Regions from separate parts of the Mus musculus genome. Here region 1 is linked to region 2. The links are chromatin contacts, found by Hi-C or POLR2A ChIA-PET in ENCODE. All regions are on one chromosome and are shown on one strand. Each heading gives the region's core, a stretch centred on a gene start or an enhancer-like site at or near the end of the contact. The rest is flanking DNA. Distances are from core to core; before and after follow the strand shown. Region 1 holds the start of AA388235 (expressed sequence AA388235). Region 2 holds the start of Rxrb (retinoid X receptor beta).

Region 1 (3,410 bases), core at 511-3,010, 50 kb after region 2:
GAAAGAGGGGGAGAAAGAAAGATAGTTTTAATAATAATAATAATGGTAATAATAATAAATAATAATAACAAAATGTTTAGCCTCTCCTTTTGCTCACAATCCAGAAGAGGTAGTGGAAGAGAAAAGTTATTTAGATATGGGGGAAGTGGACCTGTTTAACAATAGCTTTTGGGGGGCAAGCTCAATTTTCTTTGTCAGCAGTTCAGTCCCATGGCAAACACCAAATACGAATCAACAGCTTCAGTCCAGACTTCTTGGCCAGCAGACCCCATACAGGAACCAGCAGGTACAGTCCAGTCCTCTCAGTAGGGAAACACCATGCCTGAATCAGCAACTGTAGAAACCAGAAGAGCAAGCAGACACAGAGCAAGCCTTTCCTTCTTCCAGGTCTTCATGTAGGCTTCCAGCAGAAGTCATGGCCCAGAGCAAAAAGTGGGAGGGGCTCCTGCTCAAATATTCTGGTTTACACCTGTGTCTTCCTACCTCAAAGAAAAGGATCAGAAATTGATTTTCACACTTCAAATTAAGCAAAAACACCTCACAGATGCTGCCCTCCATTTTGAGGTTTTAGTTAACCCCACATGTAGCTGACATCAAAGAATCATCACCATGGTCCCTGTCCGAGTTCTGGAACTGCTCTCTGGGGCTTTGCAGCTCCTTTTAGCACCCATGGCTCTGCCTCCTGCCTCCCCTCTTACAGGGAGTTTTCTTCCCACGGCTGGAAAAGCACGTAAAGTTCTTCTGGATGTAGTTTGATGAGAGCAGGGCGGCCTGAGACCTGAGAGCCCTGGAGAAGTGCAGATAGGAAGGAGGCCCTGGGGCAGCTCAGCAGCCTGGATCCCCTTTACCCTCAGCTCTGTGGGTTCAGACGCTGTCCTCTTTGTTTCTTCCACCAGGCGGCGCTGTTGCCCAAGAATGCGATGCTTCTCTTTCATCTTCAACAGGTGAGACTCTGGAGGGTCTGCAGTGGGAGGGAAGATGGGAAAGGGGACACCTTTCTCTGCAGGAATGCTCTGGATGTTGGGATGTCATGGGCTGTTACAAATTAGCATTCAAACGTCTGAGTCGAATTTATCTTGTTCATAGGGAATCAAAAACTCACATCAGCTCAAGTGCAAAGATGAGCACACACTGTGTCTTCTTCCTGGGATGAGGCTGTGACCCACTGGGCATGGTAGGTTCATAAAATGAAATATCATCTGTATTTTTAATTTTATGCTTTTTGACAAATTGTCATTTCAATACACTCTATTTCAACCATCTTTTCCTGTCCTGTTACAGAGCGCTCTTCATTGGCTGGTGGGACAGTGATGTCCAAACATTCCTGTGCCCTCCACTCCTGTCCTCACACTCTGGATGTGTAGGAGAAAGAGAAGGAGTATTTTTCAAATCATATTTTTAAAATTTTATTGTCATGAGATGTAATCATTTTTGTATGTGAATATGTATGTGCACTAGCACTAGCATTCGATCCCTGGGAACTGAAGTTGCAGATGGTTGACAGCCACCATGTGCTGATGGAACTCACCCTGGATCCTCTGCAACAGGAACTGTTACAAACGCGTTCTCTCACACCCGGCCAGGAAGAACACAACAACCAGAATCTTCTGCGGCAAAGCTTTATTGCTTACATCTTTATGGGGCCAGAGCGCCAGAGCGCGCGGGAGAGCGAGGGCGCGCCAGAGCGCCGAGTCCTATTGTTACATCTTTAGGCAGCGAGAGAGCGCAAGGCGCGCAGAGCCAGAGAGATGCCAGCGAGAGAGAGATGGCGGAAACCCCCTCCCTCTTTAAGGAGAACTATATTTTTGCTAGGATGCATCACTCCCTGATTGGCTGCAGCCCATGGCCGAGTTGTAGTCACGGGGAAGGCAGAGTACATGGGGGGAGGAGTACCCTGGCACATGCGCAGATTATTTGTTTACCACTTAGAACACAGGATGTCAGCGCCACCTTGTGACAGCGAATGTGGGGCGGCTCCCAACAAGGAACACGTGCTCTCAGCTCTGAGCCATCTCTCCAGCCACCACTGGAATGTTCACATCAAAACCACACAGCTGATCCACAGCCTGCTGCTGAGCACATGAGAGAAACTAGAGGCCCAGGAAGAGACAGTGTCAGTGCATAGCTCAGGAGGGAGGGGAGCTGGGCACTGATGGGGAGAGGCCTGAGGACAGAGACAGAGAGGGGCTGAGCAGGAGGGGACAGAGGCAAAGGGGGAGACCTAACTCCGCAGAGTCCCCTGTTGGAGGGTATCTCTGTCAGATTGCACTGGACACATCTGCAGAACCCTGCTGGTCTCTTCCATTTCATAGTGAACGCTATGCTGGTTTGAATGAGAACAGCCACACGGGCTCATAGGAATGAATCCTTCATATCCAGCAGATGGAACTCTTGAGAAAGATTGGAGGTGTGGCTTGGTTGGAGAAGTGTCACTGGGCTGGGCATTGAGGTTTTAAACATTTCCAGGCTCCAGGCACCTGCGTTTGGCTGTGCCTGTGGTCTGGCTGGACTTTAATGGCGTAGGTTGCGGAAAGCTGGACCAGGGACCATTATAGAGCAGGTGAACGTGCAGACCGCCATTGCGCATGAGCAGGAGCTGCTCAAGATGACTGACAGGCGTTTCAGGAAGTGCATCAGGAAGCCTGGGGCTCCTTGGACAACTCTGAGCAGGAATGCATCACCATATGCATGGACCGTTACAAGGACGCCTTGAACACTGTGTCCTACGCCTACAACTCTCGACTGCCACTGGAACAAGCCAACGTGTGATCGACACCTGTGCTTTCTGACAGTGCTCTCAGAAGACAGCAAGGACCAGTGTGAGTGCAGGGACATGGCTGACCCACTGAGCTGTGACCTCATGAGAGAGCAAGCCAATGAAGCACTGATGGGAGGGTGGGGAGGAGCGACTCCCACTGTTCCCAGTGTCTCTCCTTTGGTATGCAGATAGATGTGTGAGCTTACACTGTTCTTGTACCATGTCTTTCCTCTGCCGTCATGGATTCACATTCTCTGAAAGTAGAGAACAGATTAAAAACATTCACAACTTGATGGGGTCCCAACGTCTTATAGTCGTAGAAAAGTAACGAAAGCCAAGTGTGATGACACAGGCCATTAATCCCAGCAGACAGGCGAACTCTGTGAGTTCAAGGCCAGCCTGATGAACATGGTCATCTGTGGAGACCCACCTTGCCTTATAAAAACAGGATAAAACAGAAGAAAAGTAACAGAGACAGATCCTTCTGTGGAGCTGCTTAAGGCCAGTTGCTTCCCTAGTCAGGATGAAACCTAAGAGCATCAAGTTCTCAGGGAAACGGGGGAGAGGTCAGGTCAAACTCCACACAACCAAAACCTGTGTAAACTTAATCTTTCCCAATATCACTGATCAGGGGTGAAACCTCGAAACACCA
Region 2 (3,892 bases), core at 738-3,237:
AGCCTCAAGAACCCTTGGGAGCCCCATAGGCAGTGGTAAACAGCCCCGACGTGCTTTTTTCTTCTACGGCTGTGCTGAGCCCCATACCTGAGCTTCGGTCCCCGCAGATTGCACAGAGCCGTTTGCCAGCCCCAGGACCACCTGGAGGGGGTGGACAGTGCAGGCCCCGGACCCCTAAGACCGGTGGCTTCACATCTTCAGGGGGGCCAGACCCACCCCCAGGGAGCGACACTGTGGAGTTGATCTGGGATGGGGGAGACAGGGAAGTCACAGGAGACTCTCATATGTCAGGCAAACCACTTCCTGCTTGTGAGCAAGCCCTGTACTATTCCAGAAGGTACTGGGGACACTACTGTCTAACGTAAAGGGCCTTCCTTGCACGTGACACCAAGAGTGATGTCCACCCTTCTGTAATTGTGCTACAGTGGCCCTGAAGGGCACAGGTCTTAGAAGGGCAGGCATATTGAAGCGAAAAGGGCAGCAAAGCCACCGTGAGCTGAACAGGACATCAAAAATATTCCCTGCAGGCTTAGGGTTTGTTTTCAAAACAGAGCTGATGAAGCATGCACCCCCACAGACCACCCCCTTCAGGAAGAGCAAGGGGTCCGAGACCACAGGCTTGCTATGATTAGAGAACTAGAAAGATCAACGGGTTTTGGGGAAGTTCACCCAAAGATGGGGAGTGGGGGTGAGAAGTTGAGAACAAGGAACTGAAGGCACAGTGGCAATAAGCAGGCCACAACCTCTCTCTCACCTGAGGGCTGCTGACAGGCCCGGAGAATCCTGGGGGAGCCGGAGGGGGCAGACCAGGGGACCCCATGGAAGAACTGATGACTGGGAAGGGGGAGCCCAGTGGCGGGGGTGGCATTGGAGGTGGAGGTGCTGAAGGGGTAAGAGGTGGGCCAGGAGGAGAAGACGGACGGATCCCCTGAGAAAGGGGATTTGGGGAGGAGCTGTCTGGGCTTCGGGAATCTGAGAAGTGGGTACGTACAAGGCAGACACACACGGACAGGAGAGACAAGAAGAGAAAGTGAGCCTTTTGATCATCCAAATGGACACTTTAATTCTCCCTGACCCACCACAGCCCGCAACCCTGGAGTTCAGAAATACCAAGTGGCCAAACAACAATTTCACTTCTAATAGTCGTGAGAGGAGGCGGTTGACAAAAAGGGAGGCAGGTCAGGCGGGGCTACTGGGTCATCCCAAGCTGACCTCGGGAGGGGGGGCTGTGAAGCAGCACGTGGAGGTGTAGCAGCGAACCCCTCGTCCAACCCCAACTTAGAACATTCGGGGCAAAGAGTATGGCAGAAATACCCGGTCCCAGAGCGTAAGCTCAGCCTTCGAATGCCCAGAGTCCTCCAGCCCACGGGGAACGGTGTCCTTCCCACGCCCGAGACCGCGCACGCAGGCCCCGCCGCGGGCCCGAACCTGAAGGGCGGAAGCTCCCCCGCCGCGCCCCGCCCCGGGGGAGGGCGCTGGGCCTCGGGACGTCGAGGGCGCGTGTTTACAAACAAGGGGGCGGGAGCGCGGGGAGGGGGCGCGAGGGGCGCCGGCCCGGGCCCACGGGACACTCACCCCGCCCGCTGTCGCCCATCCCGTCCCGGCCAGCCTCCCCCGGCTCCGGCTCCAGGGCTTGCTGCTCTCCGGCCGCCGCCGCCGCCGCCGCGGGATCCAGCCAGGGCCGCCGCCGCCGCCACCGGGACGCGACCCCACAATGCATCTCTTTTCTCACCCCCACCGGCCCACACTGCCCCGCGGCATGCCGCGGCGGGAGGAAGGGCGGACGAGTGGCCCAAGACATGACGCCCGGGCCGAGGGCGGGGAAGCCGGAGAGGCGCCAGGGACGCGCAGGGGGGACAGCGGGGGACTCGGGGGCCGCGACGAAGCCGCGGAGGCGAGCAGGCCGCGGCCTGTGGCAGCGCGACTCAAGAGCCGCGCTCGGCTCGGCACTGAGATGACAGCACCGGCGCGGCCGCCATCTTTGTACAGACGGGAAGTCTCGCCTTGAGCTCCCGCCCCTTCGCCGAGGTGGAAACGGAGGAGGCGGTGCCCGCCAGCCCGCCGTCCCCTCGGATAACCCCCCAGCTCTGCGCATGCGTCCTGACGCCGTGGCCGCGCCGCCCTCGGGGCGCCGCCATGTTGGTAAAGGTATCGGGGCGCAGGCAAGAAAGGGAGCTTCCGGATCTCGCGGGAGCTCGAGGCGTGAGTGCCACGTCCCAGCAAACCGAGAACCGAGAGGATCCCGGAGCCGGTGAGAGGTCCCTGCTGCTCCCTTACGGCGCTTTCCAGGCCTTTACCCCAACCAGTGGGCCATAGAGACGCGGGCCCAGAGAGACCGTAAAGTTGCTGATCAAAGGCTAGAGCGGTGTCGGGGGTGGGGGGCTGCATCCAGGAAGGGTGTTGGGGATGAGGTGGACCGGCCTTGGGGACAATGTAAGAGCGGAGCAAGTAGTATAGAGGAAGGGCTTCAAGGGACGCGGATCCCGAATAGGTAGATTGAGAGTCAAGTCGAGTCGTCTCTTGTTCCTCCGGTCAGCGTGATGACCATGGGCCTGCGGGCCCCCCACTGGGTGGCTGTGGGACTGCTGACCTGGGCGGCTTTGGGGCTGCTGGTGGCCGGACACGAGGGTCATGGTGACCTGCACAAAGATGTGGAAGAGGACTTCCATGGCCACAGTCACGGGCACTCACATGAAGATTTCCACCATGGCCACAGCCACGGGCACTCGCATGAAGATTTCCACCATGGCCACGGCCACACTCATGAAAGCATCTGGCATGGGCATGCCCACAGCCACGACCATGGACACTCACGTGAGGAATTACACCATGGCCATAGCCATGGCCACTCCCACGATAGCCTCCACCACGGAGGACATGGACATGCCCATCGTGAACATAGCCATGGGACTTCTAGGGAGGCTGGGGCTCCAGGCATCAAACACCACCTGGACACTGTCACCCTCTGGGCCTACGTGAGTCGCCAGGGGATGTGGGGAAGAGGGACTGGTTCTTAATCGGTGGGAAGCTCCATCTTTGCCTTCTGATTGTGCTTCTCCACCAGGCACTGGGGGCCACAGTGCTGATCTCCGCAGCTCCGTTCTTCGTGCTGTTCCTCATCCCAGTAGAATCTAACTCTCCCAGGCACCGCTCTCTGCTCCAGATCCTGCTCAGTTTTGCTTCCGGGGGGCTCCTGGGTGATGCGTTCCTCCACCTCATCCCGCATGCCTTGGGTAAGTAACTTGTGGGCTCCGCCTCAAAGGCTTAAGCGGTTTTGTTCTTTCTCTTTAATGATCCCAGATTTTCCGGTTGTCTTCAAACACACATCCCCTGAGCCAGGCATTCCCTCATCAAGCCTTTTCTCCCACTTCCCGCAGAACCTCATTCTCACCACGCTCCAGAGCAGCCTGGACATGGACACTCCCACAGTGGTGAGAAAAACCAGGGACTGGTGTGCTGGGAAAGGGCAACCTCTCCATTCCCATGCTTCGCCTCTTACACTTGAGTCTGCGTCTCCCTTCATGCTTTACTGCCTCCGTTCCAGGCCAGGGCCCCATTCTCTCTGTGGGGCTGTGGGTTCTCAGTGGGATTGTCGCCTTCCTCGTGGTGGAGAAATTTGTGAGACACGTGAAAGGAGGACATGGACACAGTCACGGACACGGAGACAGGCATGCGCATGGAGACAGTCACACCCATGGAGATAGACATGGTGAGCCCGCGTTGCCTGCTCTGTAACACACTCAGGGTCACCCTGTGGAGCAGGACACATGCGAAAGCTCTGTTCCCCACTCTGATCAACTCCTGTTCTCCCTCAGAGTGTTCTTCAAAGGAAAAGCCCAGCACAGAGGAAGAGAAGGAAGTGGGCGGGTTGCGGAAAAGGAGAGGAGGAAAC

The links. A loop is a pair of places that touch in the nucleus more often than their neighbours do. ChIA-PET counts read pairs that join two places held with the same protein, here RNA polymerase II (POLR2A).
Region 1: POLR2A ChIA-PET joins it to region 2 with 14 read pairs in embryonic stem cell. The contact joins the promoter of AA388235 here to the promoter of Rxrb in region 2. A Hi-C loop is called at or near these places in 1 of 37 maps with a recorded cell type or tissue (T-helper 2 cell). POLR2A ChIA-PET finds 5 or more read pairs at or near these places in 4 of 5 experiments (Patski and embryonic stem cell).

Annotation. Positions count from the first base shown.
Region 1 is chr17:33,979,842-33,983,251 of GRCm38, reverse strand. AA388235 (expressed sequence AA388235) reads right to left here and starts at 1,760. Exons shown (of 1, transcript NR_033305.1): 1 at 1-1,760.
Region 2 is chr17:34,029,907-34,033,798 of GRCm38, reverse strand. It overlaps Rxrb (retinoid X receptor beta), which reads right to left and starts at 1,987. Exons shown (of 10, transcript NM_011306.4): 1 at 1,576-1,987; 2 at 755-972; 3 at 88-244. The coding sequence starts at 1,801. Slc39a7 (solute carrier family 39 (zinc transporter), member 7) reads left to right here and starts at 2,109. Exons shown (of 7, transcript NM_008202.2): 1 at 2,109-2,975; 2 at 3,065-3,233; 3 at 3,378-3,431; 4 at 3,545-3,709; 5 at 3,816-3,892. The coding sequence starts at 2,541.